2 separate regions of the Homo sapiens genome follow, and region 2 is linked to region 1. The links are chromatin loops, found by intact Hi-C in ENCODE. Cell type or tissue: heart right ventricle. All regions are shown on one strand. Each heading gives the region's core, and the rest is flanking DNA. Links, peaks and the distances in the headings are about the cores only.

The links. Hi-C counts contacts between places; a loop is a spot of excess contacts. Peaks named below come from ENCODE experiments on the same cell type or tissue, not always from the same donor. Only the 100,000 strongest peaks of a DNase experiment are listed, where the experiment ranks them.
Region 2: a loop joins it to region 1, with 18 times the contacts of the local background. A loop is called at or near these places in 91 of 110 quality-filtered maps.

Annotation. Positions count from the first base shown.
Region 1 is chr9:131,754,161-131,770,563 of GRCh38, reverse strand. No RefSeq gene overlaps it. Among named protein-coding and RNA genes, the nearest start is that of RAPGEF1, 22 kb to the right of the region's middle. RefSeq lists an enhancer at 14,862-15,469. In heart right ventricle, for the core only: CTCF peaks have their summits at 7,718 and 7,928 (motif pointing left); a DNase peak (open chromatin) is centred at 7,933; H3K27me3 peaks cover 896 bases.
Region 2 is chr9:132,259,214-132,275,616 of GRCh38, reverse strand. SETX (senataxin) reads left to right here. Exons shown (of 26, transcript NM_015046.7): 23 at 197-361; 24 at 3,809-3,907; 25 at 5,915-6,002; 26 at 10,632-14,261. The coding sequence ends at 11,378. Among named protein-coding and RNA genes, the nearest start is that of SETX, 88 kb to the left of the region's middle. RefSeq lists a silencer at 5,687-5,861 and enhancers at 4,962-5,947, 5,066-6,265, 5,948-6,934. In heart right ventricle, for the core only: CTCF peaks have their summits at 6,491 and 6,698 (motif pointing right); DNase peaks (open chromatin) are centred at 6,706 and 7,756; H3K27ac peaks cover 3,010 bases.

The sequences.
Region 1 (16,403 bases), core at 4,264-12,263:
ATGGGCTCCCCTTTGATAAAAAATACATAACACAGATGACTTTTAAGAGAATTAAATGTGATGCTCCAGTACCTAGCACAGGGTCTGGCACAGAGCAGGTGATCCATTTTTTAAAAGCAACAAATGTTAATTTTTAAAAAGATACTACAAATCAAAAACATGCCTTACATCTTCTCCCTGACTATTTTGGTCAATCTCCCACATGCAGTTCATAATTCCTTCCCCGTGACATTATCCTCAAAATAATGTTTTCAATTTATAATTGATTGGATTTTTTTCCCCTGAGACAGACCTCTTCAAGTTTGGGTCTAAAGGATACAATCAACAAAATTAACACTTAAATATAGAACAATCTAAATCTGGTGACTGATCACAGGGATTTAAGGTAATAAGATTTTTAGACTTTCCAGGCTCTGAAGAGGGCACTGCATTTTATAGCATTCTTCTGGGCTAAAAGGGATGGGAAAACTGCCTTGCCACCAACCTTGAAGCCAGAGTCTCAACAAGGAAAAGGGTGCTGTTAGTGATCACACTGTGACGACAGCCATAAAGATAGTCCTGGCTAAAGGGGGCCCTCCTGGCAGCCAGTCTCAACCTGTCTTCCAGACCAGCTAGCCAAGAAGCTCACACAGTCAGCGACTTTGTCCATTTCATTCATAGCCTAGAATGGTGGCTGGGTCCACAGTAGGTGTTTCGTAAACACTTGTTGAAGAAGTGAATGAGCCAGAGTTCAAATGCAAGATGAAACGTTTTGCCAGTCCTGCTACAAGCAGTGGTGAGTTTTTCTTTAAAGTCACCATCACCTCTAATAAGCTCTATATTTCTTCTCTTTGGGTTTGTCTATGTGTGCCTTTAAATATATTTATGGAAATGGGTGTTTTGAAAAGTTCTTCTTATTCTTGTTCTTCTAGCCAAAATGGGAGTAAGAGTAAGAACCCTTAAGGTATTTGTGGTATCTGAACGAATTACCTAATTCCCCTGGCATTTTGGGAAACCTCCACCCCTGCCCAGGATGCCCTCAGGCTGCTCCCTCTTCCCTAGGAAGTGCTTCTCATCATTCAAAATATGAAACAGGCTGGGCTGCCTTTAATCCCAGCAGTTTGGGAGGCTGAGGCAGGCAGCTCACTTGAGGTTAGGAGTTCGAGACCAGTCTGGCCAACATGATGAAACCCTGTCGCTACTAAAAAAAAAAAAAAAAAAAATACAAAAATTAGCCAGATGTGGTAGCATGCCCCTGTAGTCCCAGCAACTCGGGAGGCTGAAGCACGAGAATCACTTGAACCCAGGAGGCAGAGGTTGCAGTGAGCTGTGATCATGCCACTGCACTCCAACCCGGGTGACAGAGTGAGACTCTGTCTCAAAAAAAAAAAAAAAAGAAAAGAAAAGAAACTATGAATGGAAAATGAATCTCCAATGTCTATCTCCAGTTCTGACCTCCCCAGAAGACCCCACTGCTCCTGTCCATGTGACTTCTCTGGGTTTCCTTCCATTCTTGAATGAGCCCCGTGGCTCCCACCTTGAGGCCTTCCCTCCTGCCGTTCCCTTTCAGGCAATGCTCTGCCTCTTCCCCATCTGAGAAAGATGGAGCCTCCCACCAGCCCTCTCCAGTGCTGGAAGCCCTCTCCCTTCATAGGGAGCATTGCCGCATGGGTGATATGTTCATTGACTTGTATTCCTAACAGCTTTTTTGAGGCGTAATTAACATCACATGTTTAAAGTGCACTATTTGATACTTTGGGACATATGTAGACACCCGTCAAACCATCACTAGGGTCAAGATAGTGAATACGCCTGTTAGGCAGTGAAATGAGATCTTCTGAACATTTATTTGTTGAGGCCCTGACCCCCAGTACCTCAGAATATGAGTGTATTTAGAGACAGGTTCTTTACAGAGCTAATTCATTTTAAATGAGGTAATTGGGTGGGCCTAGTCCAATGAGAACTGCTATCCTCATAAGAAGAGAAGATTTGGCTGGGTGCGGTGGCTCACCACTGTAATTCCAGCACTCTGGGAGGCCGAGGCGGGTGGATCACCTGAGGTCAGGAGTTCGAGACCATCCTGGCCAACATGGTGAAACCCCGCCTCTATTAAAAATACAAAACAATTAGCTGGGCATGGTGGCAGGTGCCTGTAATCCCAGTTACTTGGGAGGATGAGGCAGGAGAATCACTTGAACCCAGGAGGCAGAGGTTGCAGTGAGCCGAGATCACACGTGGTGGCAGGTGCGTGTAATCCCAGCTACTTGGGAGGATGAGGCAGGAGAATCACTTGAACCCAGGAGGCAGAGGTTGCAGTGAGCCGAGATCACACCATTGCACTCTAGCCTGGGCAACAAGAGAGAAAATCCGTCTCAAAATAAATAAATAAATAAATAAATAAAAATAAAAAATAAGAGAAGATGTGGACGCAGACACACAGAGGGAAGACGAGGGGAGGACAGCTGTCTACCAGCCGGGAGAGGCCTGGACAGAGCCTTCCCTCACTACCCTCGAAGGGAACCCATCCTGTCGACGTCTCGGACTTCTGGCCTCCAGAACCGTGAGAAGATGAATTTGTGTTATTTGAGCCCCCTAGTCTGTGGTCCTTTGTTATGGTAGACCTAGTAAACTAATACAATACCCATTTTCCCCCCAAATTTCCTCACGCCCTGTGGTACCCTGGAGGTACTAACCTCTAGCCCCCAGTGTCCCCAGGCAACCACAGAGCCACTTCTCATCACTGTAGTTTAGTTTGCATTACTAGAATTTTATGTAACGAAATTCTCCAGGCCAGGCGTGGTGGCTCACACCTGTAATCCCAGCATTTTGGGAGGCCGAGGTGGGTGGATCATGAGGTCAGGAGATCGAGACCATCCTGGCTAACATGGTGAAACCCCATCTCTACTAAAAATACGAAAAAAAAAAATTAGCCAGACATGGTGGCATGCGCCTGTAGCACCAGCTACTCAGGAGGCTGAGGCAGGAGAATCGCTTGAACCCGGGAGGTGGAAGTTGAAGTGGGCTGAGATCGCACCACTGCACTCTAGCCTGAGCAATAGAGTGAGACTCTATCTCGAAAAAAAATTCTCCAATATGTACTATTTTTTTTTCTTTTCTCAGCTCACTGCATCCTCTGCCTTCCTGGTTCAAGCAACTCTCCTGCCTCAGCCTCCTGAGTAGCTGGGATTACAGGTGCCCGCCACCACACCCAGCTAATTTTTGTACTTTCAGTAGAGACAGGGTTTCACTGTGTTGGCCATGGTTGGCCAGGGTGGTCTCGACCTCCTAACATCAGGTGATCTGTCCTCATTCCAAAGTGCTGGGATTACAGATATGAACCACTGCGCCCTGTCTACTCTTTTTTTTTTCTTGGTCTGGCTTCTTTCACTGAACACAACATCATTATTCTGAGATTCCTCTATGTTGTGTGTACCTGTAGTTCAGTCCTTTTGTTTTTGTTTTTGTTTTTGTTTTTGTTTTTGCTAAGCGCTCTGCTAGGAAATGGATAAACCACAGGTTTTTTAATTGGGCATAGCCAAAAGCTGGGGAAAAAAATCCCCAAATATTCATCAACAGAGATAAATGGATATTTACTTGCATGTAATCTTTCCTGCCTGGAATGAATACTCCATGAAAGCAGGGACTTTGCCTACAGCTGTATCCACGCATCCGGAGCTTGTGCCTGGCACATAGTAGGCACTCAATAACATCAACTGGATTAATTATCTGATGCCCCTGCTGTAGAGAGGACCTGCCCTAAGCCTGGAGCTGGACTGATCTCTTTCTCCCTGGCACACAGCTGCAGTTGGCACACCTGTGATGGCTCCATCTCCTTCTCAGGCCTTCACCACCCCCGCCATGGTTTGTCTTATTCTCCCCCTGCCCACCATTGTTCCCTCTCCCCCACATCCCTGCAGGGCCAATTGCTGTGCTGGACACAGGATTTATCCCTTGGGATAATTGCCTGGCAGTTCCTGCCCGGGAGAACTGATCACTGCACCCACGCTCTGCCCCTGTGGCTGCTCATCAAACCTTAGTGCACACTCTCATTTATTCAGCACTCACAAGACACTGGTGCAGACACGTTGCTGGACGTTGAGGATACCATGACACAGACAGACACAGAACTCACAGTCCAGCCAGGGAGGCCAAAATTAAATGAACACGATGTAATCACAGCCGGTCACGGTGGCTCTCGCCTGTAATCCTAGCACTTTGGGAGGCCGAGGTGGGTGGATCACCTGAGGTCAGGAGTTCGAGACCAGCCTGGCCAACATGGTGAACCCTGTCTCTACTAAAAATACAAAAATTAGCTGGGCATGGTGGCATGCATCTATAGTCCCAGCTACTCAGGAGGCTGAGGCAGAATCACTTGAACCCAAGAGGTGGGGGTTGCAGTGAGCTGAGATCAAACCACTGCCCTCCAGCCTGGGTGATAGAGCGAGACTCTGACTGAAAAAAAAAAAAAAAAAAAAAAGATGTAATCACCCACTTTGATCAAGCGTGCTGAAAAAGGGAATTAATGCTGGGACCTGGTTTCCTTTGGGAATCTCTGAGGGATCCCGCCAAGCAGAGACAGGGGTTGAAGAGGAGCTGAAAGGTGGGGACTCCACGTGTGCAGGGCTGGGAGCAGGAGGTCGGCCCAGCAGGAGCTGAAGGAGGGCTACGCGGCAAGAGCATGGGGAGCATAGGTGCAGACACCCAGGAGGAAGGGGGGCTAGGCACAGCCTTGGGGGCCAGGGCAAGGATACAGATTTTATTCTAAACTCTCTTCTATCACTGTTCGTGCTGCATTTCATGGCAGCACCCAAAGCTGAAGCTGATGTTGCTCTCAAGACACAATGTGTTTCTGTGCCCTGGGAGCAGGAGTTACGGGGGGAGGCTTTGTTTTCTTATCCCCTGCCCCTCCCCGATGTTTGTAACATTACGAGGTCCATGTTAGGCAGAGAAGGAACATTCCTGGATTGATGATTGATTGATTGATTGATTAGCTGATGCTGACTGATCATCTTGTTCTTATGCAGCAGAAGGGGATACGTCATCGTGAAGGACACTGAGTCCTCTGGAAGATGTGGACATCTCCACCCGTGTTGTGTAGAAAGTGTTAGGCGCTCCTTCAGAGCAGGGCTACAGATTAGGATGGAAGGTAGTTTATTTACAGGCAAAGTAGTGTTTCTTGCCGTACTACTTGATTCCCCAGCAGAATAGATGCTATTTAAAATGCTTTCAGATATGCTAGCATCAAAATTTACCCTATTTCCAATACACCTTGAAAACCGCATAAAATGTGGAGTTTATTAAAATAGAGTGGATTTATCTCTACATTCAAAAGAAAAGGCTGGAAGCAGAGACCAGGAGATGGTGATGAAAAAGCGTGCATTTATACTTGATGCTCTTTTTCCTTTTCGTCACGGGAACAGCTCTTTTCTCTCTCACTTGTTAATAACAAACTCATTCCTCCCAGACCCGGGTGACCCATTCCCAGAATGCCATGTGGTCTCCTAGTTGCCGTCTTCTTTGAGAAATGCCACAGATCTTGTCTAGGGAAGGACCAGATAGATAATGGTAAAGGGTAGTCTCATGGAAAACTCCAGAGGGAAAAGCTAGAATGCTGATCCAGAAAGGAAACTGAGCGGGAAGGACAGGCACAAGTGAGGCCACAGAAACAGAGCTAAGCAGGGTAGGACAGAGACTTAACAAAAAACCTGGGAATGCCAAAACTGGGATTGGAATGGTGAGTGCCTAAAACTTGAGAAAGATAATCTCTCAGATAGAAGAAGAGAAGGAGGAGGAGGAGAGAGGAGGAAAGGGTAGGTGGAGAAGGAGGAAGAGGAGGGAAAAAAGGAGGAGGAGGACAAGGAGGAGGAGGAAGTCTGGACCCAGTAGGGTAAAGGTAAATTGAACTTACCAGCCAAAAATACAAATAGGTTCAAGAAAGTTTTCATAAAATATTTAGAACTAGGAAGGGCCTCAGGAATTATCTAGTCTGGTGGCGTTAAACATTATTTTTGGTTAATTTTAGCATCAGAGCCAGGCATGGTGGCTGAGGCCTGTGGTCCCAGCTACTTGGGAAGCTGAGGTGGGAGGAATGCTTAGGCCCGGGAGGTCGAAGCTATAGTGAGGTGTGATTGCACCACTGCACTCCAGCCCAGGCAACAGAGTGAGTCCCTGTCTCAAAAAAAATAATTAATTAATTAAAAATAAAAATAAAAGGTTACCATCAGGACTATTTTCTTCAAAAGAAAATTGCAGACTGGGCAGTGGCTCATGCCTGTGATCCCAACACTTTGGGAAGCCGAGGCAGGCAGATTACTTGGGGTCAGGACTTCGAGACCAGCCTGGCCAACATAGTGAAACCCCGTCTCAACTAAAAATGCAAAAGAAATTTTTTTTTTTTGAGACGGAGTTTCACTTTTGTTGCCCAGGCTGGAGTGCAAAGGCACGATTTCGGCTCACTGCAACCTCTGCCTACCAGGTTGAAGCGATTCTCCCGTCTCAGCCTCCTGAGTAGCTGGGATTACAGATGTGTACCACCACACCTGGCTAATTTTTGTATTTTTAGTAGAGATGGGGTTTCATCATATTGGTCAGGCTGGTCTCAAACTCCTGACCTCAGGTGATCCGCCCAGCTCGGCCACCCAAAGTGCTGGCATTACAGGTATGAGCCACCGCACCTGGTGGCAAAGCACTGATTTCTACCCCTCACACTACAGAGGAAGCAGCAGTGGCTGAGGGGGTGGAATGGAGCCCCAGGCCGGCCAACTCCATGCTCACTTCTCCCGGGGAGATGACAGCCACATATCTGCATGGTGCCTCGGGCCTTACCAATGCCCACTGACTGTTGTCCAGCAACTCTGACCAGGTGCTCTGGCCAGACGGTGTGGGGTGGAGTCGGGGAGCCCCAGCCTGGCTCCTACAGCTGGGGCAGGCTGGCTTGCCCCTCTGCCCTCTGTCTGCCCATCTGTCTGGTGGGGATAATCACAGTACCCTCTGGGGTGGGCTGTGATCTGAAGACAGAAGAGAAAGACACACCCAGGGAGGGCAGGACAGCTGGGGACATGCTCAGGGTGGAGATGGCACCGACGCTGAAGCTCTCCCATCCCACCTGCCTTCACATCTTCAGAGGGTGGCTGTGAGAATTAAATGAGTGAAGGCTTTGGAAGCACCAGCCCCGCGTCTGGCATGAAGTAAGCACTCAATAGACCATAGTTATTATTATTATCATCATCATCATTATTATTATTTTATTATTTCGAGACAGGGTCTTTTCTGTCGCCCAGGCTGGAGTGCAGTGGCGTGATCACGGCTCACCGCAGCCTCGACCTCCCAGGCTCAAGGGATCCTCCAACTTCTGCCTGTTGAGTAGCTGGGATTACAGGCCCGAGCCACCACATCTGGCTGATTTTTGTATTGTTTGAGGAGATGGGGTCTGGTCATGTTGCCCAGGCTGGTCTGAAACGCCTGGCTTCAAGTGATCCTCCTACCTCGGTCTCCCAAAGTTCTGGGATTACAGACGTGGACCAGGATGCCTGGCCATCATCATTATTTTATTTTTTATTTTTATTTTAGTTTTTAGCTCTGCAATGTTCCCAGCAATGGCCGTCATCATAGTTCTAACACTGTTATCGGTACTGAGCCTCGGGATAGGACCCCAGGGGGGTGGGCCATTATCATTACGGTGTTGCCATTTTACAGGTGCAGAAACTGAGGCACAGAGAGGCCAAATCATTTTCCCAACGTCCCAGAGCTTGTGAGTGACAGAAGCCAAGTGGTTTCTGGATTTCCTTCCCCGGGCTCAGTCCACCACAGCAGGGTGTGAGGCGAGGGGAACGTGGGCTCCCCACGACCCACCCAGTTCCCAGCGAGGTCCGCCGCTGGCTCTCAGGTCCTCCCGGGTGGCTCCTGGGAGGCGCCGGGCGGGGCTGTCTTCTGTGGGACTGTGCCGCCCTCTGGTGGCCGCATGGCAGAACTCCGCCGGCAGCCAGGCCCGCCAGAGGGCCGCGCGCCCTTGGCCGCCACTGTTCCATCCTAGCCCCTCCTCACCCCGGCGCTGCGGACACCCCACGTCGTCCACACGATGGCCCCGCCCCGCCTGGAACAGATGGCAGCCACTGCCGGGGCAGCCTACAGGCCTAGCCAGGCGCCGGGGCCAGGGCGAAACCAGTGCCGCCCTCCCAGTGGCTGGGTCAAGGCGCAACGTGGAATCCCCACGTAGATGCCTTGGCCCAAGTGTGCAAGCGTGTGTGCGTGTGTGTGAGTGCGTGTGTGTGCTCCTGTGTCAGGATCATGTGAAGGCAGCATAAATAGGTGAGAAGGAAAACAGCAAGGCAGGATTCCAGTGCAAACTGTGTACCCTGTCACCTACAAATTCAATGCCACACTGAGTGGGGATTTAGGGAAATGTTGGGACTCTTTCCTGGTGTGTGTTTTGCAGCTACCAACATCATCATTGCAAGTTTTTAAAGCCAAGGAAACACACAGGAGTGTAAATTGGTACAACGACTCAGGAAATGTTTGGCTGCTGAAGTGAAATATACATGTGCCCTGAGACCCAGCAGCTCCATGCCTGGGTGTGCACACGGAAATCTGGACATACACACACACACACACACACACACACACACACTTAAAAAAGACAGGCACAGGGATGTTTATGGTTGCTGTATTAGTAATGACCCAAACCTGGAAGCAACCCAAATGCTCATCAATAGCAGAATGGGCCAGGCATAGTGGCCCATGCATGTAATCCCAGCCCTTTGGAAGGCCTAGGTGGGAGGATCACTTGAGCCCAGGAGGTGGAGGCTGTACTGAACCTAAATCACACCACTGCATTCCAGCCTGGATGACAGAGAAAGACCCTGTCTCAAAAAAAAAAAAAAAAAAAGAGTAGATTGGATGAACAAATTGTGGTAGTCATATATAGTTCATATAATGAAATATTATACTGCAGTGAAAAAGAACTACATGTTGGCCAGGCACAGCGGCTCATTCCTGTAATCCCAGCACTTTGGGAGACCAAGGTAGGAGAATCAGTTGAAGCCAGGAGTTTGAGACCTGCCTGCAACCTAGTGACAGCCTGTCTCTATAAAAAAATAAAATAAAAACATTTCAATTAGCCAGGTGTGGTGGCATGCACATGTGGTCCCAGCTAGTCAGGAGGCTGGTGGGAGGATTGCTGGAGCCCAGGAGATCAAGGCTGCAGTGAGCTATGATTGCACCACTGCACTCCAACCTGGGCAACAGAACGAGACCCTGTCTCAAAAAAAAAAAAAAAGAACTACGGTAATAGCATAAGCAGATGTCAGACATAGTATGGAGCAAAAGATGCTAGACCCAAACTTCCCACTTACATGAAGTTCAAAACCAGGTCTAAGGGCCAGATGTGGTGGCTCACATCTGTAAGCCCAGCATTTTGGGAGGCCAAAGCGGGCAGATTACCTGAGGTTGGGAGTTTGAGACCATCCTGGCTAACACGGTGAAACCCCGTCTCTACTAAAAATGCAAAAAATTAGCTGGGCTTGGTGGCGGGTGCCTGTAGTCCTGGCTACTCGGGAGCCTGAGGCAGGAGAATGGTGTGAACCCAGGAGGCAGAGCTTGCAGTGAGCCAAGATTATGCCACTGCACTCCAGCCTGAGCGACAGAGCAAGACTCCATCAAAAAAAAACAAACAAAAAAAAAACAAACAAAAAAAACAAATTAGCTGGGCATGGTGGTGGGCCCGGGAATCCTAGCTACTCGGGAGACTGCAGCAGGAGAATCACTTGAACCCGGGAGGCGGAGGTTGCAGTGAGTTGGGATCACATCACTGCACTCCAGCTGGGGCAGCAGAGTGAGACTCCATCTCGAAAAAAAAAAAAAAAAAAAAAAAAAGGCCTAAGGTATCTATGGCGATACACATCAGAATAATGGTTACCTCCAGCAGGGTGAGGCCTTCTGACTGGAAGCAGTATAAGGGTGCCTTGGTGGGTGGGGGAGGGGGATACTGGGAAGGTTCTAGATTTTATTCTGGATGGTGTTTATCTAGGGGTAAAATCTCACCAAGCTGTACATGTAAGACTATCCTGCTTTATTGTTTGTCTGCTAACCTTAAAAATGGCCAGGCATGGTAGCCCGTGCCTGTAATGCCAGCACTTTGGGAGGCCAAGGTGGGAGGATCATTTTAGATCAGGAGTTTGAGACCAGTCTGGACAACATAGTGAGACTCCGTTTCTACAACATTAAAACAAACAAACAAAAAATTAGCCAGGCGTGGTGGCATGCACCTGTAGTCCCAGGTATTTGAGAGGTTGAAGCAGGAGGATCACTTGAGCCCAGGACCTTGAGGCTGCCGTGAGCTATGATTGTGCCACTTCACTCAAGCCTGGGTGAAAGAATAAGATCCCATCTCTCAAAAAAAAAAAAAAAAAAATCAGGCCAGGCACAGTGGCTCATGCCTGTTACCCCAGCACTTTGGAAGGCCGAGGCAGGTGGATCATGAGGTCAGGAGCTCAAGACCAGCCTGGCCAACATGGTGAAATCCCGTCTCTACTAAAAATAGAAAAATTAGTCGGGCACAGTGGCATGCGCCTGTAATCCCAGCTACTTGGGAGGCTGAGGCTGGAGAATCGCCTGAACCCAGGAGGCAGAGGTTGCAGTGAGCCAAGCTCACACCATTGCACTCCAGCCTAGGCAACAGAGCAAGACTCTGTCTCGAAAAAAAATAAAAAATCAAAGAAAAACTTTAAGAACAACCTAGAAATAAAAACCCAGAGACAACGAAGGAAGGGGAGGGGTGCCGGGCTCATTGCTGGCAGCAGCTCTGAGCAGAGGGGACTTAGGGCTGTGATCAGGTGGACTTAGGATTGCTGTAGGGTCTCACTGAGATAATGCTGGTGAAGTACAGGTACAGAGAAGTCCCAGGCATACTGGCTTCTGCTCATTGTTTTCAAAACCCCAGAGGGTCCTCCTAGACCTCTTCCTTTTATGAAACACACTTAATTTCCTAGTTCGAAGCTACAGAATAGGATTGTAGCTTCCCCTTCCTCCCTTCTTTTTCCTTGTCTGTATTTTTGCATTTTTCTACAATAAATGTGTTATAACTTTTGTGATATGAAAAAAAGCAATAAGAGCTATTTTAATTAAAGGAAAAAAGCTGTGTGTGCAGATTCTGATTTGTGGAGTTTGCAGAAAGGCAGACTCTAAGAGCATTAAGGTTATTTGAGTCAGGGAAAGAGTTGGGGGTTTGGAGTCTTTTGGCCAAAACTGCCTCTGCCTGCTTCTCCTGTCTGGGAGGTAGCAGCCTTTTTATTGATACAAATGCAAGAGCAGCTGCCTCCATGAATCATCAGATTGCACCCTCCCTTAATTGCTTACTCAACTAAGTGCTTTGCAGACTTTCCCTTCTCAGCTTTGTAACAAGTTAGAAGTCAGGTACTACTATCAATTTCATTTAGAGGAGGAAGCAACTGAAGCATGGCGTGGTGCACGCCACACAGCTAGTAAATGTCTGGCTTATAGTGGCTTTGGTGACAGTGGCTTAGATGGCTGGCCCTGGGTGGCCGTCAGGAGCTCCACTGTCCAGTCCTGACCTTTCTCTTGCCTGGATGTTCTGCAGACCCCTACCTCTACCTGGCTCATCCTTCCTGGAAGCTGTAGTAGAAGCATATATTCCCTGTCTTACAAGGTCAATCACCATTATTATCCCCATTTTACACTCAAAAGCACAGGTTTAAGAGCATTTAAATAACTTGCCCAAAATCCCCTAACCCATAAGTGACAGTGCAGTGAGTTACAACCAGAACTTTCTGGTCCAGAACACAGCTCCCCACCATGGAGCTCATGCTCCGTCTGGCATTGACTGTTCAATTTTTTTCGTTCTAAGCTGGGCATGTTAGACTGTGAAAATCAACTTTTTTCCTCTCTAGGAAATAAGAGGTTACAGAGTTTATTTTTCAGAGCAGTGGAAGTGAAGATAGAAAGGATTTCAAGAAGGCTTCTTTTAGGTGAAGATTAAAGGAAATGTTATAACAAAACTAGGCATGGTTGATCTTGTAAAGTGTATGGCGTTTTCCTTTCACTGTTTAAAAAAAAAAGTCTATGCGATGAGGTGATGTATTTGCCTTTTAGAAATTCGATAAATACGGAAGCTATGCCTTTGTTTCCCATCCCGACTCCCTGGTTTGTGTGTAATACTACAGAGAAAGGTTTCTCCAAGATTTTTATTGGTGGTACCCTTTCTTAATTTAAAGTGTGGATTAGTGGGGAAGAAAAGTATTAATAGCTTGTTAGAGTCAGAAGATAAACCGCTCAGGCAAAGTGTAAATTGATACAATCTTTGTAGAGGACAATATGGCCACATGTATCAACATTTCAGCATTTCACACATACATATTTCTCCACCCAGAAATCTCACTTCTAGCAAAGATATATACAAGGATGCTCATAATAATACAGTTTGTAATGGTGAAAATTAGGAACAACCTAAACATCTAACAATATGGCATTGATCCAATAAAATATGGCACAGCCACCCAGAGAAATACAGCACAGCTTTTAGAAGCAAGGATGGAGAGACTGAGCACAGTGGTTGCTCCCAGGGAGGGGAAGAAATGTACTTTTCATCATCTAAATACTTTTGTGATTTTTTTAAAATAAGTTTTACTTTGAGATAATTGTAGATTCACATGCAGTTGTAAGAAATAATACAGAGAGATCTCTGGTACCCTTTACCCATTGATAGCAGCTTGCAAGACAATAGAAAGCTATCTCAACCAGGCTACTGACACTGATACAGTCAAGATCCAAAACATTCGATCATCACAACTATCCGCCCTGGTTTCCTTTTCTAGCCACCCCACTTCTCTCCCACTCCTGCCCCCTCTTTAGCTGCTGGCAACCACTAATCTGTTTCCCGTTTCTACAATTGTGTCATTTCAAGAATTATATATAAATGGAAAAATACAATATATTACCTTTACAGGATGACTCTTCTCACTCAGTATAATTCTCTGAAGATTCATCAGATTGTTTCATGTATCAATAGATCATAGTTCGTTCCTTTTTATTGTTTTTTCTTTTTTTTTTTTTTTTTTTTTTTTTTTGAGACAGGATCTCACTCTGTCACCCAGGCTGAAGTGCAGTGGAGAGATCTCAGCTCACTGCAACCTCCGCCTCCTGGGCTCAGGTGATCTTCCCACCTCAATGTCCCGAGAGCTGGGACTACAGATGCATGCCATCACACCTGGCTAATCTTTTCTTTTTTCTTTTCTTTTTTTTTTTTTAGTAGAGACAGGATTTCACCATGTTGTCCAGGCTGGTCTTGAACTCTCCTGGGCTCAAGTGATCCACCTGCCTCAGCCTCCAGAGTGCTGGGATTACATGCATGAGCCACTTTATTGCATTCTTTTTGCATCATTGTCAACAAATTAGCTGGGCATACTCGTAGAGCTCTCTTTCTGGGTTCTCTATTCATGTGCATGTACTATCAAAAATTAATTTTAAAACTATATTGATGATATACAGCTATACTTATTAATATGAAAAAATGCCAACATATTGAGTAGAAAAAATATTACAAGAGGGTTATTTGGTATATTCTAATTTTTGTAAAACTTTTTTTTTTTTTTGAGATGGAGTCTCGCACTGTCATCTAGGCTGGAGTGCAGTGGCACGATCTCGGCTCACTAGAACCCCCACCTCCTGGGTTCAAGCAATTCTTCTGCTTCAGCCTCTCAAGTAGCTGGGATTACAGGTGTGTGCCATCACGCCTGGCTAGTTTTGTTTTTTGTATTTTTAGTAGAGATGGGGTTTCGCCATGTTGGCCAGGCTGGTCTCGAACTCCTGACCTCAGGTGATCCACCCTCCTCGGGCTCCCAAAGTGCTGGGATTACAGGCGTGAGCCCACCACGCCTGGCCAAACCTTTTTTTTTTTTTTTTTAAGAATGTGCCTTGTGCATATACATGGGGTCCACTCATAGCAAAGAACTTAAAATAGCATTTTACAAGCTGCAATCCCAGGGGTTCCCATGGAAGATTCTGAGGGGCTCACTGATTTGGGCAAAGCTGAACTCTGTGCCTTTACTTTGCTGATGTGTGATGCTCAATGAGAAGAATGCGGCTCTTCCCGGGATCTTTTGACTAAGGGATTCCCCACGTTTTCCCCCTAAGGAGCATTTCTCAGGGCTAGTGTTCCAGGGAGCGTACTCTGGGAAACTGGTCTGAAAGCCTCTCTGCCAAAATGTTAACAGTGGTTATCACAGAACTGTGGGATTCGGAGTGGTTTTTACTTTCTCCTTCTAACTTTTTCTGTTAACCGAAAAAAATCGATAACAATATTATTCAATACAAACACTAAAAAGCACCAGGTGCGATGGCCCATGCCTGTAATCCCAGCACTTTGGGAGGCCAACCCGGGTGGATGGCTTGAATCCAGGAGTTCGAGACCAGCCTGGGCAACATGCTGAAACCTTGTCTCTACAAAAAATACAAAAATTAGCCAGGTGTGGTGACATGCACCTGTAGACAGGAGGATCACTTGAGCCCCAGAGTTCGAGTCCAGCCTGGGCAATATAGGAAGACCCCATCTCTAAAAAACAAACAAAGAACTAACACAGTAACAAGTATTACTGTGACAAGGTGAGGGTGGTTGGGGGGGGGGGCGGCCACAAGGTGCCAGTGGCATAGGAGCAGGAAAAAAAGCCCAGGAAAGAATCTCCAGGAGGAAGGGAGAAGCAGAAAACACACAGCACCTGCAGTTCATTCACAGCAGCCGGAGCGAGGAGGTGGGGAGCCGAAAGCCACGCAGGGCTCCACAGCGCCACCATGTGACAGCAAAAGCTGACATCACAGCACTCAGTAAGACCTCACTGTACTGCAGCAGGGCCCTGGGGAGGAAGAGCTGGTCCTAATGCCACCCACATCGGGGCTGGTGGGTGAGGAAGAGGGGATGTGAAGTCACCTGTAAGGCTGGTGGTGGTTACATCCTGGAGACTTTGAAGAGTCGATTTTTTATTAAGTCCGCGTGTAGAAGAGACCTTGCTAGTTATATCCACAGACCACTCTTTTTTTTTTTTTTTTTTGAGACAGGGTCTTGCTGTCTCCCAGGCTGGAGGACAGTGGCACAATCATGGCTCATTGCAGCCTCGACTTCCTGGGCTCAGATGATCCTCCCACCACAGCTTCCCAAGTAGCTGGGACTACAGGCGCACGCCACAACACCTGGCTAGTTTTTTGTATTTTTAGTAGAAAAGGGGTTTCACCATGTTGCCCAGGCTGGTCTCGAACTCCTGGGCTCAAGCAATCCTCCCGCCTTGGCCTCCCAAAGTGCTGGGATTACAGGCGTGAGCCACTGTGCCCAGCCCACTCTCTTGTGAATTTCTCATTTATTTATTTATACCCTCCTTGTTCTGGGAGAAGACAAACAATTAAGCATGTCTCACAAGTGCTCATAAAAATAAGACAAGAGAGTATAAAATTAAAAGCAGTTGGCAGAAGAGAGAAGAACAAGGCTGGGTGCCAACCGGAGCCAGCAACCAGGCGTCTTCTCAGCCCCTCCTCGCTATCCAGGTGAGCAAGAGGCCTTGTTGTTCTGGAATTCCCAGTGGTGGGGGCAGGGGGAGGAACAAAGCAGGAGCTGGAGTCAGCAGGCAGCCCCCCGGCCAGGTGCGTCTAGAACAGGCTCTCACAAGCATGGAGAGAATGCATATTTAACACTGAAAAGTCCAGACGGCCCCAGGCTTCCATTGATGGCTCTCAGGCTGAGGAATCGCTGTTGAGACAGAGCTGAGATTTCCCAGCATTGAGATTTGTGTGATTTAAGGGACCAGGGTTCTGGGGGGAGGAGACATTGCAGAGGTAAAAAGCCAGTCCTCGGCCGGGTGTGGTGGCTCACGCCTGTTATCCCAGCACTTTGGGAGGCCGAGGTGGGAGGATCATGAGGTCAGGAATTTGAGACCAGGCTGGCCAACATGGTGAAACCCCGTCTCTACTAAAAATACAAAAAATTAGCCAGGTGTGGTGGCCGTTGCCTGTAATCCCAGCTACTTGGGAGGCTGAGGCAGGAGAATCACTTGAACCCAGGAGGCGGAGGTTGCAGTGAGCCAAGATCGCGCCACTGCACTCCAGCCTGGGTGACAGAGCGAGACTCCATCTCAAAGAACAAAACAAAACAAAAGCCAGTCCTCAGAAGTTGGCTTTCCCTCACATCCATTAGGATGGCTATTATAAAACAGCAGAAAATAGGCTGGGTGCAGTGGCTCACGCCTGTAATCCCAGAACTTCAGGAGGCTGAGGTGGGTAGATGACTGGAGGTCAGGAGTTTGAGACCAGCCTGGCCAACATGGTGAAACCCTGTCTCTCCTAAAAATACAAAAAATTAGCCGGGCGTAGGGGCCGTTGCCTGTAATCCCAGCTACTTGGGAGGCTGAGGCAGGAGAATCACTTGAACC
Region 2 (16,403 bases), core at 3,121-11,120, 510 kb before region 1:
TTTTCACATTTATTCATATATACCATATTAATGGTCATTGTAACAGCCTCTTGGAGTCACTGCTAGCTGAATAAAAGATGAAGCCTATCTGCCTGCCCTTTACTATAATGGGAAACAAACTCAGTGGAACTTAAGTTAGCAATTAGCCTGCTATTAGTTTTGATAACACTGTGTTTTCTTTTTCCATCTTGTTTAGCTCATATATAAATGTTCAAGAAATAAAACTGGTGATGGAAATAATTAAGCTTATTAAAGACAAAAGAAAGGATGTTAGTTTTCGAAACATTGGCATAATAACTCATTACAAGGCCCAGAAGACGATGATTCAGAAGGATTTGGACAAAGAGTTCGATAGAAAAGGGTGAGGCATTTTTATAAATATTTCCAATTTTCTTGTTGAATTAGAATGAGAGGATATAGAAGGAAAGAAGAAAAGGGAAACTCTTAAGGAGTGGTCTGTGCAAATTGGTGATACGGCACGAGGAAGCTGGGATGCTGCTGGCTTTCATAGACTTGTGCTGTGTGGCTCCTGGGTAGACAGGTTACTTCCTGGCAGTTGGAATGTCAACATTCTCCTTGGCAGTGGAATTGACTAAGAAACTTGCCAGGTCTTTACCTTTTAGTTCCATGACTTGTTCATCTGAATTCTTGTTCTAGCAAGACTAAAAGTAACATTTCACTTTAAATAAATGATTTAACCCTTGTATTGCCTTTATGTATAGAATGAAAATCATGTTTTTGTTTCCTTCTTACCTCAGCAGTAAAATTAAAGATTAAATATTGGAGATCCATAACCTTAAAATCATCTTAACTTAGAAGCACACAGACTACCAAAATCGAATCTAGAAAACAATAGAAAATCAGACCTGTAGGCTGGGTGTGGTGGCTCACACCTGTAATCCCAGCACTTTGGGAGGCTGAGGCGGGCAGATCACCTGAGGTCAGGAGGTTGAGACCAGCCTGGGCAACATGGTGAAACCCCATCTCTACTGAAAAAAAATACAAAAATTAGCCAGGCGTGGTGGCGCGCTCCCGTAGTCCCTGCTACTCGGAAGGCTGAGGTAGGTAAATCGCTTGAACCCAGGAGGCGGAGGCTGCAGTGAGCTGAGATTGCCCCACTGCATCACTCCAGCCTGGGTGACAGAGCGAGACTCCATCTCAAAAAAAAAAAAAAAAGAAAAAATCAGACCTTTATAACAAATAATGAAACATTTCCCAATAATGAAAAGCCCAGAACCAAGCTAAGCTGGTGAATTCTATCAAATATTAAAAGAAGAATGAACACAAGTCATTCTCACATGCTTCCAATAAATAGAACACTCAGATTCATTTTTTGAAGCCAGTATTACACTGATACCAAAGCCAAGGGAAAGTATCACAAGAAAACTACAGATCCAAATCCTTTATGACTAGATACAAAAATCCTCAACAAAATAGTGACAAACTGAATTCAGCAGGTTATTACAAGGATTTATACATCAAGACCAAGTGGGATTTATCCCAGGAATGCAAGATTGCTTCAACATATGAAAATCAATATGATATACCATATTAGAAGAATGAGGAGACCCACATAATCAGCTCAGTAGATACAAAAAAAAGTTGCACGGAACCCAAAATGCTTTGATGATTTAAAAAAAAAAAAAGAATACAAAGGAACTTTTTTTATTAATAAAAGGCATTTACAAAAAACTCATAGCTAACGTTATACTTCATGGTAAGAATGAAAGCCTTTCCTCTAAGATCAGGAGAGATGTTTGAAACTCTTAATGCTTTTTTTCAACATTGTACTAGAGGTTTTAGCCAGAGCAGTTAAGTAAGGAAAATAAATAAAAAGCATCTTTACTGGAAAGAAAAAAGTAAAACTCTCTCTTCATAGGTGGCATGATCTTATTTCTAGAAACCCTAACAAAGCCATTCAAAGGCACTATTAGAGATAATAAGCTTAGCAGGATACAAGATTAATATGTGAAAGTTGATTATATTTTGATGCAACTAGCAATGAACAATCTGAAAAGGAAGTTGAAACAATTCCATTTACAATAGCATCAAAAAGAATAAAACACTTCGGAATAAATAGAACCAAAGAAGTATAAGACTTGTACGCTGAAAACTGCAAAACGTTGTTGAAAGGAATTAAAGAACACCTAAATAGGCCGGGTGCAGTGGCTCATGCCTGTAATCCCAGCACTTTGGGAGGCCCAGGTGGGTGGATCACCTGAGGTCAGGAGTTCAAGACCAGCCTGGCCAACATGGTAAAATCTTGTCTCTACTAATTATACAAAAATCAGTTGGGCATGGTGGCACACGCCTGTAATCCCAACTACTCTGGAGGGTGAGGCAGGAGAATCACTTGAACCCGGGAAGCAGAGGTTGCAGTGAGCTGAGATCACTCCATTGCACTCCAGCCTGGGCGACGAGAGCGAAATTCCATCTCAAAACAAAAAAAAAACCACCTAAATAAATGTGAAGACATCCTGTTTTCATGGACTGGAAGACTTAGTGTTGTGTTGTTTTTTGCATTTTTTGTGTGTTTTTTCATTTTTAGTAGAGACAAGGTCTTCCTAAGTTGCCCAGGCTGTTCTCAAACTCCTGAGTTCACACAGTCTTCCCAAAGTGCTTGGATTACAGACATGAGCTACCATGCCCAGCCAAAGACTTAGTATCAGCGTGACCATTTCTGTAAAAAAGGCAGTTGGATTACATCTGTAGATCAATTTGGGGAGCGCTGCCACCTTAACACTAAGTAAATAACTTGTACTATGTGGTACAATGAAATATTAATGAAGAAAGGGATGAAGTTCTGTTACATGCTACAACATGGATGAACTTTGGAAATGTTATGCTAAGGGAACAGTCACAAATAATCACATTTTGTAATTCCATTTATGTGAAACTCACAGTATAAGAAAATCTGTAGAGACAGGAAGTGTATTAGTGGTTGCCAGGGAATGGAGAGAGGAGGAAATTCAGGCTAACCTCCAAGAAAATGTTTTTAAAATGTCTTAGCAGCCGAGCATGGTGGTGCATGCATCTCCTTGGGAGGCTGAGGCAAGGAGGATTGCTTGAGCCCCAGAAGTTTGAGTCCAGCCTGGGCAACGCAGTGAGACTCTGTCTCTCTCTCTCTCTCTTTTTTTTTTTAAGTTTCTTTAAAAATAAAGACTGTAAGGCCAGGCATGGTGGCTCACATCTATAATCCTAACATTTTGGGTGGGTGAGGTGGAAGGATTGCTTGGGGCCAGGGGTTTGAGACCAGCCTGGGCAACATGGCAAGACCCCATCTCTACAAAACATGGAAAAATTAGGGTGGTGGTCCATGCCTGTAGTCCTAGCCACTTAGGAGGCTGAGACGGAGCTCAGGTGTTCAAGTTACTGTGAGCTATGAATATGCTGGTGCACTCCAGCCTGGACAAGAGTGAGGCTAGACTGTCAAAAACCAAAAAACTAAGCCGGACGCGGTGGCTCACGCCTGTAATCCCAGCACTTTGGGAGGCCGAGGCGGGCGGATCATGAGGTCAGGAGATGGAGACCACAGTGAAACCCAGTCTCTACTAAAAATACAAAAAATTAGCTGGGCATGGTGGCGGGCACCTGTAGTCCCAGCTACTCAGGAGGCTGAGGCAGGAGAATGGCGTGAACCCGGGAGGCAGAGCTTGCAGTGAACTGAGATCGCGCCACTGCACTCCAGCCTGGGCGACAGAGTGAGACTCCGTCTCAAAAAAAAAAAACCAAAAAACTAGTTTATAAATATGTATACTTAATAATTATCTTCCTTTTTCCAGTAAATATGTTTCTCTTTTGTAAATAGACCAGCAGAAGTAGACACTGTGGATGCATTCCAGGGTCGGCAGAAGGATTGTGTTATTGTTACGTGTGTCAGAGCAAATAGCATCCAAGGTTCAATTGGGTGAGTTACTGTCATTGTTGCTCTTTTATACTTGTATACATTGTTGCTTGTTTATAGTTCAGGATTAGGTTCATTATCACTGTTAGAGAACACCATTTGCTTTTTTAATTTTCTTTTGTGAAAACCTGTGTAATACTATGAAAGTTTCTCTTTTAAGTTGTGAAATAGACCCACTGTTAGATCTTGGTGCAATCTTGGCCCACTGCATCCTCCACCTCCTGGGTTCAAGCGATTCTTCTGCATCAGCCTCCCGAGTAGCTGGGACTACAGGCATGTGCTACCACGCCCAGCTAATTTTTGTATTTTTCTGTAGAGACAGTGTTTTGCCAGGTTGCCCAGGCTGGTCTCAAACTCCTGAGCTCAAGTGCTCCACCCACTTTGGCCTCCCAAAATGCTGGGATTACAGGCGTGAGTCACTGCGCCCGGCCTTGGTGTCTTTTATATTAACCCATTTCATAGTGTGAATCTGTTCTTTTATTTAATAAGATTCAAATAAATAATTAGATTATACTTTGCAGAGGCATATTACTCCCCATGGTATGTGTCAAAGTGTCATTGTTTTCTGTGTTTTCCTGCTTTGGCTAAATTTGTTCACCTTAACTACTGTCAGTTTATTTAAGATGCTAAGGACACCTGTATGAGTGACAGAAAATATCCCAAGCCCAAGACTCTTACATGATTATTTGTTTCTTGTCATGAGAAGCAGACAGAATTTACAGGTTATAAATTAGTTCGTTTTCAAATAAAATAGTAATTAAAGTAATCTTTGCCCCTCCCTGGGATGGGCTGCATATACAGAGCCCAGTTGTATCTCAGGGTCAGTTTATAAATAGACCTTTCTTTCCCAGCTAATTTGAAATTTCACTTTTATCATACATCAATTCTATTTCTGAGCTCTTTTTCTGATCTACTGAAATATTTATCTGGTGTTCATGTATTTCTACACTAGTTCTACAATATCTTAACAGTCTAGATATATTTAAATGTAAGAATAAAGTGATTAGGCTGGTACCACATTTTTAGGATTTTTCAAGGCTTCAAGATTGCACTGTTAAAATTTCCAATTATCTTATCCAGGTAAAAATAGGAAATTGATAGATGCATCACTTTGAAGGAAGCCCCGAGGTTTTGGTTTGTTTCCTGTTTTTAATAGGAATTCTTCTGTGCCCGGTACCCTGTATTGGGACGGAGAGTAAGAAAGCACTGTGACTTCTAGAGGAGTGAAGGAGTCCCGGAAAAGCTGCCTGCAGTCCACCTGTGTCTCACATGGGCATGCTGAGTCATTCTAGAGTTCACCTGTGTCTCACTGGCATGCTGAGTCATTCTAGAGTCCATCTGTGTCTCACATGGGCATGCTGAGTCTAGAGTCCACCTGTGTCTCACACGGGCACGCTGAGTCATTCTAGAGTCTACCTGTGTCTCACATGGGCACGCTGAGTCATTCTAGAGTCCACCTGTGTCTCACATGGGCATACTGAGTCATTGTAGAGTCCACCTGTGTCTCACATGGGCACGCTGAGTCATTCTAGAGTCCACCTGTGTCTCACATGAGGATGCTGAGTCATTCTAGAGTCCACCTGTGTCTCACACGGGCACGCTGAGTCATTCTAGAGTCCACCTGTGTCTCACATGAGGATGCTGAGTCATTCTAGAGTCCACCTGTGTCTCACACGGGCACGCTGAGTCATTCTAGAGTCCACCTGTGTCTCACATGAGGATGCTGAGTCATTCTAGAGTCCACCTGTGTCTCACACGGGCACGCTGAGTCATTCTAGAGTCCACCTGTGTCTCACATGAGGATGCTGAGTCATTCTAGAATCCACCTGTGTCTCACACGGGCACGCTGAGTCATTCTAGAGTCCACCTGTGTCTCGGGCTCACTGAGTCATTCAAGATTCCACCTCTGTCAGACACGGGCACGTTGAGTCATTCTAGAGTCCACCTTTGTCTCACATGGGCATGTTAAGTCATTCTAGACAAAGAAGGAACTCTTTTTTTATTGCCTAGATTCCTGGCAAGTTTGCAGAGATTGAATGTCACCATCACACGAGCCAAGTACAGCCTCTTCATCCTCGGACATTTGAGGACCCTGATGGTAGGTACCAGAGAGCTCAGAAGTTTACCCATTGTTACTGTTGTTGGATTGAGTTTTTGTTCTTATTTTCCATCAAAGTGTAAATGATTTCTGGATTACAAAATAATGGTTGTTATGTTTTCCAGCAACTTCTTCCTAGGAGCTTTTGTGTACACGTGAACCATTCGCCTTTTTTCAGCCCAGAACCCAAGTATCTACACTGGGCTCTCAAGGTGACCATTTTAAAACAAATTATCCACATCATAGGATTATTGTTAAGAAGGTATATTAAACCCACAGATGTAAAGTGCCAAAGCAATTGCTTGGCACTTAGTAAACACTCAGTAAATGTGGCTGTTATTGGCCCAGCTTAATGCCAGAGAGAGTTTGCAGGCGCGTGCTCTGCTCTGCTTTTCTGCTGGCACTGGGAGCTGTGCTGCTCACTCTGTTTCTCCAGCACTTAGCGCCTCCGGCATTCTTCTGCCAGGACAGGCGCCCCTCTGGAAGAGGTGTACGAGTTTCCAACTTCAGTAGACAAATGGTACAGCTTAATTCACTGATATCACAGCTAGATGTAGCACGTATTTGCTGTTTGTCTTATTAGGGGTAATAACTTTGTAGTTTTCCTCATTTCTCTTTTTTATGAAGTCATTGATTTCATCTAAGAAGAGCCAACTTGGTGGCTGTTTCCCCTGGTTTTGGTTCCTGCCACCAGGTGGCGCTCAGATACACCTTCTTTCTTGTTTCACTCCTCTATCACCTCCAGCCTTTGTCGTCTGTGTGCCTGCTCTGAAGGAAGTTTTAAAAGCTGTGTACCGTTTATTTTTATGTACCTCCTATTTTTAAGTTGATAGAAAAAATCTTTGTAAGTTTAAATATTACTGAAGATTATGCTTCTGATGTATTATCAATATTGACATTTTAAAATACAGCAATTAAAATTATTACATCACTCTTAAATATATCCAGTGGAATAGAAAGCAATATTATTTTATTTTTTCCTCTCTTTGAAATTGTACTTCCATTCCTGCTTGTTTAGGCTAAGATTCACTGGGGTAATCTCTTTTTAGAATTAAAAGCCTTTAAGTTAATCTCACTGATCTACACCTCTCTCACAAAAATTTCTGTATAACTTGAAAGTTTAAAAAGTTGTTTTCCCCTGGCGGGAGTGCAGTGGCACAATCACAGCTCACTGCAGCCTCCGCCTCCTGGATTTAAGCCGTTCTCCCACCTCAGCCTCCTGAGTAGCTGAGACTATAGGCGCATGTACCTAATTTTTGTACTTTTAGTAGAGAAAGGGTCTTACCATGTTGTCCAGGCTGGTCTCAAACTCCTGGGCTAAAGTCATCCCACCTCGGCCTAAAAAGTTGATTTTTATCACTATTTGGGGAACCCATGTGAAGGGTGCATGCAACCTCTCAGTACTTTCCTTGCAACTTCCTGTAAATCTATAGTTATCTCAAAATGTAGGTTTGGATTTTTAAAAATTGCTTTTCCTGTGACCATAAGCATCTGAGTGTTAAAACGTGATCTCTTATCAATTGAATAGCCTGTTAACACTTATTTGTACAGTTGAGCAAAACAAGACAAATATATTTAATATCACAGATTTTGATCATGTTTAAACCTGACAAGTAAATGAAATGTTGCTAGAGATACATCTTTTAGTGATGCCTTGATTAAAGGAGGCTTTGTGGGCACTACTGTTTTTCATCCTCCCTTAAGTTGGCACCTCATGGTGTTGATGTGTCTTGGCAGTGCACTCTGGATGGATGAGGCGCATCATGATTGTGAAGGGTGGGGTGCAGGAGGCAGGGCAGCCCAAGGAGGACATGGGAAGTAGGGTTTGCAAGGTTATTCTGTAACCCTTTTTCACATTCCGTTTAGACAGTGTTTGGGAGCCCCTGGGTCACACTTGCACAACTGTGCAGACCACTGACCTCCAGCTAATGGCACCGACATTGTCTTCACTCTAGGAAGGCAGTGCTACAAAAAGAGACAGACGAGAATCTGAAACTTCCCGACATGTCAGCTGGGCTTCCTAACTTTTTTTGTCCTTGGGCTTTTTCTTTGTTGTTTTGGGGATTCATTTGCTTTTGTTTCTAAGTTTTTAGCCTAGTTCCCCTTATGGGAATGGGATCAATCATTAAAGCGTTTGATTTCCTCTGAGAAACCAAGGCTAATAGTGCCTGCTCAGAACTGTTTCTGTGATCTTAGGAATGGATTAAACACCAAGTTTAGGTGTAGTGAACTTAGCAAAAATTGCAAGGCCATCTGCTTCACATATGTGTTTGAGCCACAGGCTAAGGATCTCTAGAGATCTGAGTGAGAAAGAGAACTGAGCCCCCAGAGCCTGGCGCTCCCTCCACAGACCTGTCTTCAGTATGCCAGCCACCGGGCCAAGCATTTTATTCTGGTCACATGACTTTCTCCAAACCTTGAAAAACTACTGTGAAGTCAGCTTATTACCATAGTTCATCAAATTCAAGAAACCATTCATTATAATATACACCACTATTTTATGTACCATTATTAGACTATGACACAGTGCCTTATTTTCACTTAGAACTTTCATATTTATTGAAAGGACTCTTAAGACTTTAGACAGATTTTTACCATATTCTTATCCATACATAGAAAATACAAGTAAAATAATAGGTTAAGATATTCCTAAAAATATTTCACTTTCAGAATTTAGCACGAATGAATCACTTCCCAATCCATAGTCATCAGTGTTGTCATTCATCCCAAGTGCAATAATAAGGTTGGCAATTTAGCATTTGCTAAGAGTTACACCATTGTCTCCAGGATTTCTTAGAACCCTTTATCTCCAGTGTATAAGGTTTTTTTGGGGGTTTTTTTTTGAGACAGAGCCTCACCTTGTTGCCCAGGCTGGAGTGCAGTGGCACAATCTCAGCTCACTGCAACGTCCGCCTCCTGGGTTCAGGCGATTCTCATGCCTTAGCATCTCAAGTACCTGGGATTATAGCTGTGCACCACTACACTTGGCTAATTTTTGTATTTTTAGTAGAGACGGGGTTTCACCATGTTGCCCAGGCTCGTCTTGAACCTCTGACCTCAGGTGATCCGCCCGCCTCAGCCTCCCAAAGTGTTAGGATTACAGGCATGAGCCACTGCACCTGGCCCAGTGCATAAGTTTTAATGCTGGTGTTATCTTGTCTTATCAGAAAATGTCTGTAGAAGGTTTTCAGGCATTATTTTTAAATGGTTTATTGACTAAAAGTCTAAGGGTTATAATTGCCTCATCATGTAATTTCCAAGGATAGGTACATGGCCAAGAGGCTCCCCAAGGTCAGAAATGCTAAAATGTGAAAGCAACGTGCACTTTAGAATCCATTAAATAAAATATTACTCCTATTTTACAGATGAGGAAACAGGCTCAGAGAGGTCAAGTGACTTGACCAAGGTCACACAGCAAGTAAATACTGTGCAGCCTCACTGCTTCCCTAACATACCTTTATGAACAGTACAGGAGCCCCCATGAGAGGGTAGCTATCCTTTTTCTTCTTTTCTTTCTTCTTTCTAAAGAGACCCGAATTCTAGTGGTTGTAAAGCAGCAGCCTCCTCTGAAGAAACTCGGGAAGAGAGGAGAGGTGCATGTGTTTGGCAACTTTCCCGATGGGATTTAATATCTTAAGCTCCTGTAGGAAACAGGCAGAAAGTGAGATGATATCTTGAGATCTCGGTGGATGAAGATGTTTTAGCCATTCGGGGTTTGGGAGGCCTTTAGAAATCCAGTGAAAGCCTTGGGCCTTTTTCTAGAATAGTCACATGCACTCAGAAGTTTGCTTTCTGAAACCAGACCTTCCTGTTTCAGAACGTTAGCCCTGCCAAGAGGTGTAGGCAGTACTCTAGATCACCAATGTCCAAAGGACCTTTCTGTGATAACGGAAATGTTTTGTGTCTGCACTGCTCAGTACAATAGCCATTAGTCGTGTGTGACCGCTGTGTACTTGAAATGTGGCTGATGCAATTTAGGAACAGAATTTTTTATTTTAATTTATTGAAATATAAATAGCAACATGATGCTCCTAGTGACTAGTGCAGACCTGCGTTGCAGTTGAATGCACTGATAAAAATGGCTGAAGTTCGGCCAGGCACGGTGGCTCCTGCCTGTAATCCCAGCACTTTGGGAGCTGAGGCGGGCGGATCATGAGGTCAGGAGATCGAGACCATCTTGGCTAACATGATGAAACCCCGTCTCTACTAAAAATACAAAAAATTAGCCGGGCGTGGTGGCGGGTGCCTGTAGTCCCAGCTACTCGGGAGGTTGAGGCAGGAGAATGGCGTGAACCCGGGAGGTGGAGGTTGCAGTGAGCCAAGATCGCGCCACTGCACTCCAGCCTGGCAACAGAGTGAGTCTCTGTCTCAAAAAAAAAAAAAAAAAAAACAAAAGTTGAAGTTCTCCATTATAGGTTGTGACCAGGTCTTATTTTTAGGAATGGGACTTTATCATTTTTTATTTGAATTTATTTTTTCCTTTCATCCTTGTCTGACGAGTAATGAATCTTGAGAATATGTTCATACAATAATATGTATTATTTGTTCAGAAATGAAAGCTGGAACTCTATGCTTCCCAAGCAGTGTCTCTTTGGGGTGTAATTATTTCTCCCTTCTCATTGTTTCAAGGAAAACCAGCATTGGAATCAGCTGATTCAGGATGCTCAGAAGCGTGGTGCCATTATTAAGACCTGTGACAAAAACTATAGACATGATGCAGTGAAGATTCTGAAACTCAAGCCTGTGCTGCAGAGAAGTCTCACTCACCCTCCTACCATAGCCCCAGAGGGGTCCAGACCCCAGGGTGGTTTGCCCAGCAGCAAGCTAGACAGTGGATTTGCCAAGACATCTGTTGCTGCTTCTCTATACCACACACCCTCTGACTCCAAGGAAATTACTCTTACTGTTACTTCAAAGGACCCTGAAAGACCTCCTGTTCATGACCAACTTCAGGACCCACGACTGCTGAAGAGGATGGGCATTGAGGTCAAAGGAGGAATATTCCTTTGGGATCCACAACCCTCGAGCCCCCAGCATCCTGGAGCAACACCTCCTACGGGCGAGCCGGGCTTCCCTGTCGTTCACCAGGACCTGAGCCATATACAGCAGCCCGCTGCTGTAGTGGCTGCTCTGAGCAGCCACAAACCTCCCGTGCGGGGCGAACCTCCAGCTGCCAGTCCCGAGGCTTCCACGTGTCAGAGCAAATGTGATGACCCGGAAGAGGAGCTCTGTCACAGGAGAGAGGCCAGGGCTTTCAGTGAAGGGGAGCAGGAGAAGTGTGGTTCCGAGACCCATCACACCAGGAGGAACTCTAGGTGGGACAAGAGGACACTGGAGCAGGAGGACAGCAGTTCCAAGAAAAGAAAGCTTTTATAGGAAAGCCCAGTGACATGGGCCAGCAGCCACAGCATATTGTAAACTGAAGATGACCAGCTCGTGGGACCATCTAGATAAGCTTGTTTTTTGTAAGGAGTTTGTGTGCTGTTGGAAAACATGGAAAATGCATCCTTAACACCTGAGCCTCTGGTCATCTTCAGTATTTTCTGTCATTTGCAAAAGCTTTCAGAGGGCATTGTGTATCCGTAATAATGTCCTTGAAGTCAGAGACTGGAAATGTTGATCTCTTAGTCTTCTATAGACAAGGAGGTCAGACTGGAGTGAATGTTGTAAAAGTTGAAATGTATATTTGTATAGCAAATAACAAAATCCTTTTAAAATTTAATCTAGTAGACCGCTTTTCTTTCCCCCTGTTTAAAATGTTAATCAGTTTTCAACAGAACAAACTTTATATTACCAAAAAAAAAAAGATGGGAGGAGGGCGGGTCCTTTCAACCATTGTTAGAGCAAGACAGATAATTATTTAACAGCCTAGCTTGGAATAAGCTGAGTTAGTGCTGGTGGGTCAGGTGTCTCTGGCTCTATTAAAAAAAGCAAAAACCCCCCCAAAAACCTGGAGTCTCCTAGGGGACACTTTGGGCAGCACGGTTATGTTAGGTAAAGTCTTGCTGACATGGTGCATTTTTAGATAGAGTGCATTGGCCCAGGGTATTATATTTCTGTGATGAGTTCATTTACCTGTTTCAGTATGCACATAGTTCCCTAGCTAAAATTCCTAATCTTCTTGAGAGAGAAGAATATGGAGTGAAAGAATAATTCTTGAGCTATCATTCAAATGCTCCCAGCATATTGTGAGCCTTGTGTGACTGGTGAGGTACAGACATTTGGTTGCCAAATGCTAGATTAGCGCTGGGTCAGCTGTGGAAGAATCGCCTCAGCTTACAGATTGTCAGACAGATCTAACTAGTTTTCCAGAAAGCCTGGGAAGCTGTGTGTTCAACATTTCCCAAGGGATTCTGATCACCAGGCAGCTTGGGAACCACTGGGGCAGGCCAAATAGAATATTTTGGGCGGGAAAGAAGCACCCGATTTAAAATGAAGCGTAACCAGAGGAGTTCAGAACTGGGAAGAGAGTGGTAGACTTCCTGTGATCTTCAGAAATCATCTACCTGGTAAAAATACATGCTGTTTAGAATATCTGATAGGTGTTTCCAGCTACTATTAGAGGTGATAGTGCTTTTGTGGGGGAAAAAATTGGTCATGGTGAATGGAGATCGAGGAAGCTCGGGACAAGGGAGGGGTGGGCTGCCTGATTTTGTCCAGTTTTCCAAATATCCACGCAGTGAACTGGAGTATCCTAAACATGAGAATGTACAGTTGACAGTTGTAAAAACTAGGGATCTGTAGTGAATGCTGTGCAGCCCCATATCTCATTTGGGGGTAGGAAAATAGCTGAAGATTCATGTGCATTATTTGACATTTCCTTTGTCATCTGCTTTTTAAGCAAAAAAGGGTTTTGTGTTAGAAATTCTACTTGAGCAGATTATAAAGAGCTTTAAAAAACAACTTTCGGTTGCCAAAAGTTTGAGCATTTGATTTCATTACCTGTGTCTCCCTCACTGGTGTCCAGACGGTCAACTGAATACTCCTGAAACCCAGGGAGCAGGTGACTTCCTGGAGTGCTTTGTCCCCAGAGTCAGCCACTGCTTCCTCTGTGGGGGTGGAGAGTTTGTCTTTGGCCATGCAGTGTGCGACAGTTCAGGACGGGTAGGGATGGGTCCCATTCTGTCTGGGTCAAGGGCTCTATCAGCTTCTTCCATGTGCCTTTGGGAAGAAATCTCGTTACTTTAAGTTTGCTTTCCTGTTATCTTGATGAAGTGCCCATTTTAGCAGACACTTGTAGTGCTGACCACTTAGGGAATGTACAAACTCCTAAGCTTCTAAAGGGAGGCATGGCAAAAACGTTGGGGTCAGGATGTCTCTCACGCTGCTCATGTTAATACTATTAACACATGATTTGAGAAATAAGTTTTCTCTAAAATGCATATTTTGCCGCCACACACTGAACAATATTATTTCCAGTGAAGTTTGATGCCTGTTCTTACGTTGTGTTCACCTGTTGGTTCACCACTCAGCAGATCTGATTCTGCAAGAATTAATGGTAGAACTAGATCATCCTTTCTAACAGACGAGCCTGTGTCCTGTGACGGCCTTTCACAGCGGAATGCAGTTGTACCTCACATTACTTTTGAAACTTCACTCGTTCCAGTTGGTACAAGTATTTGCCAAAGCCATTTCCTATGTTCACCGTGGCCCCTCCTGATGTGGCTGTCAGCGCAGCGTTGTTGAACAGGGCTATTCTTTTTACAAGGTGTGAAGTGTGGCTCTTCGCTTCGTCTTTGCCATGGCATTAAAAGAAAGTTCCCTGTCTTCTTTCAATATTAGTTATTTCAAATGAATATGTGCTACTTAAAAGCTTGTTTTGTTTCTTTGTATATAATTTGCCTTGGATTTATTGTGCACAGTTTGTTGAGTTGTATGTTTTTGTGAATTATCAGGAGTAAATTTGACAAGTACATGTGAATAACCTCCTGTAAATGAATTTTATAACAAAAATGTACTGAACTATTTTTTAAAGTTGTGCAGATTAGCAATTTTTTGCTATAGCTTTGACTTTTCTATGCTGTGAATTAATAGCTGCGATTTGGCAAACAGCCCTGTTGTCTTTGTTAAACCCTAAATTTTAAGAGGAAATGGCAGAATTAAAAGCAGAAACAAGAAGATGGACATGGATTAGAGGTTATGTATTATGAAGTAAACTACAAGGTACTAACATCATTTCGTCTGCCATTTGGTTTGCTTTATGCTGAAATTACTTGGTGGGGATTTGTGCAATTCAGATATAAAAAGTTTCATTATCCAGCCCGGCCCTCCTTCCTAGCTCCTTTTGGAATCTTCTCTGTACAGTAATGAGGTGCATTGAGGCCAGCTGTGCTGTTTAGTTACAGACTGAAGTTTGGTCCAACAGAAATATGTGCTGATCATTAGGCTGGAATTGGGGTGGAGGTGAGATAGGAGGAACAGATGAACAGTGACCCGTGAAAGGAGCTGCCAGAAGCACTGGTGGAGGGACAGGGTAGAATTGCCCTTGCCAGGGGTAATTGCTGATGGTTATGGAAGTGGAACACACTTTATAAAACAATAAACTTCAGGAAATGTAGTCAGCTTCCCCACACTTGTGCCTGTTAAAAGGCACTTGACCTCCGCCTCTGTGTCTCCTTCTGTACCCAGAAGTGTGTGCACACAGCCCACTTGGCCTGCTTGGCTTGTTCAGTATGCATACACAAATTACCAGGGAGGGTAAAATGGTGTGTTTGGGACTTAGGGGGAGTAATAAATTTGCCCAATGGCCTGGCGAGAGATGAGTGCTGCATGGTGGTCATTTGTGGAATTGGTTATGCAGCAGCCTTAGTGATGGTTTTTGAAGTCACCAGACATCTCTTTCCTGACCCATCCGCCCCCACAATCGCCCCCACCTCCTGGGTTTCACCATTCATTGAGGAATAAATAATTGAGGGACGAAACTAAAATTTAGCCTCAGCTCAAATAGAATTGATAATGTTGTACAGCACCACAAAGGCAGTTTCTGTACACAAGGGATCCCTCCATGACTCCAAAGACGTGAGTTATCGTCACCCTGTCCTACTACACAGAAGGCATTTGCCAAGTCAAATGGCAGAAATGGCATATTCGTAGTTTGGGTGTTTGAAACTGCAGGAGGAGGAACTCTGTTGCTGTCCTGTCAGCTCAGTAGACACAGTTATCTTTGTTTTCAAGCAGCATTGCAACAGAATTGTCAGATTGGTAGTTTTCAGCCTTGAGTTTTTAACCTTAGGGAGCACATTGGGCTCACTTGGGGGCTTTTAAAAAAAATTCTGAGGTCGGGTGCGGCAGATCATCCCTGTAATCCCAGCACTTTGGGAGGCCGAGGCTGGCGGATCACCCGAGGTCAGGAGTTCGAGACCAGCCTGGCCAACATGGTGAAACCCCGTCTCTACTAAAAACACAAAATAACCGGGTGTGGTGGTGGGCGCCTGTAATCCCAGCTACTTGGGAGTCTGAGGCAGGAGAGTCGCTTGAACCCAGGAGGCGGAGGTTGCAGTGAGTAGAGATTGTGCCACTGCACTCCATCCTGGGTGACAGAGCAAGACTGTCCCAAACAACAACAACCAAAAAAAAAAAAAAAAAAAAAAAAAAAAATTCTGATTGCCTGGGATCCATCCTAGCATTACTGATTTACTGGTTTGGGGATGCAGCCCTTGGTATTCTTGTGGTGTTTTGTTTGTTTGGTGTTTGTTTTTTTGAGACGGAGTTTTGCTCTGTCACCCAGGCTGGAGTGCAGTGGTGCAATCTCGGCTCACTGCAACCTCCGCCTCCCGGGTTCAGGTGATTCTCCTGCCTCAGGCTCCCTAGTAGCTGAGATTACGGATTCCCACCACCATGCCCGGCTAATTTTTGTATTTTTAGTAGAGACGGGGTTTCACCATGTTGGCCAGGCTGGTCTCGAACTGCTGACCTCAGGTGATCCGCCTGCCTCGGCCTCCCAAAGTGCTGGGATTACAGGTGTGAGCCACCGCGCCCGGCCCCTCTTCGAAGCCTTTCGTAAACATTAACCCTAACAACACCCCGAGGTTCCCTGGATACTTTCCCTTTGCTTAGGAGAGCATTGGTGAGGACTTGGGCTGTGGGCCCATTCACCTGTGGGTCTGTGGCACGCTAGCCCGCCTGGTGCCCCTTCCTGCCTCCAGGAGGACGCAGCTGCACCCAGACGGCCAGAGCAGAGCGGGCAAGATTTCATCCTCCCCGTGCTCTTCAGCTCCTCGGCTTGTGCGGAGAACCATACACACCGCCCCCGGTGGCCGTGGGCGGGACTGCAGCTGCCCCGCCCCTGTTAGGCGGATGTGCCTGGGCCTTCACTTCAGTAACTCCCACGTGTGACCCCAAGAGACAGGACACGCAAAGCCCATGCTTCTCAAAGGGCTGGAGGCAGAAACCCAGGGTCAC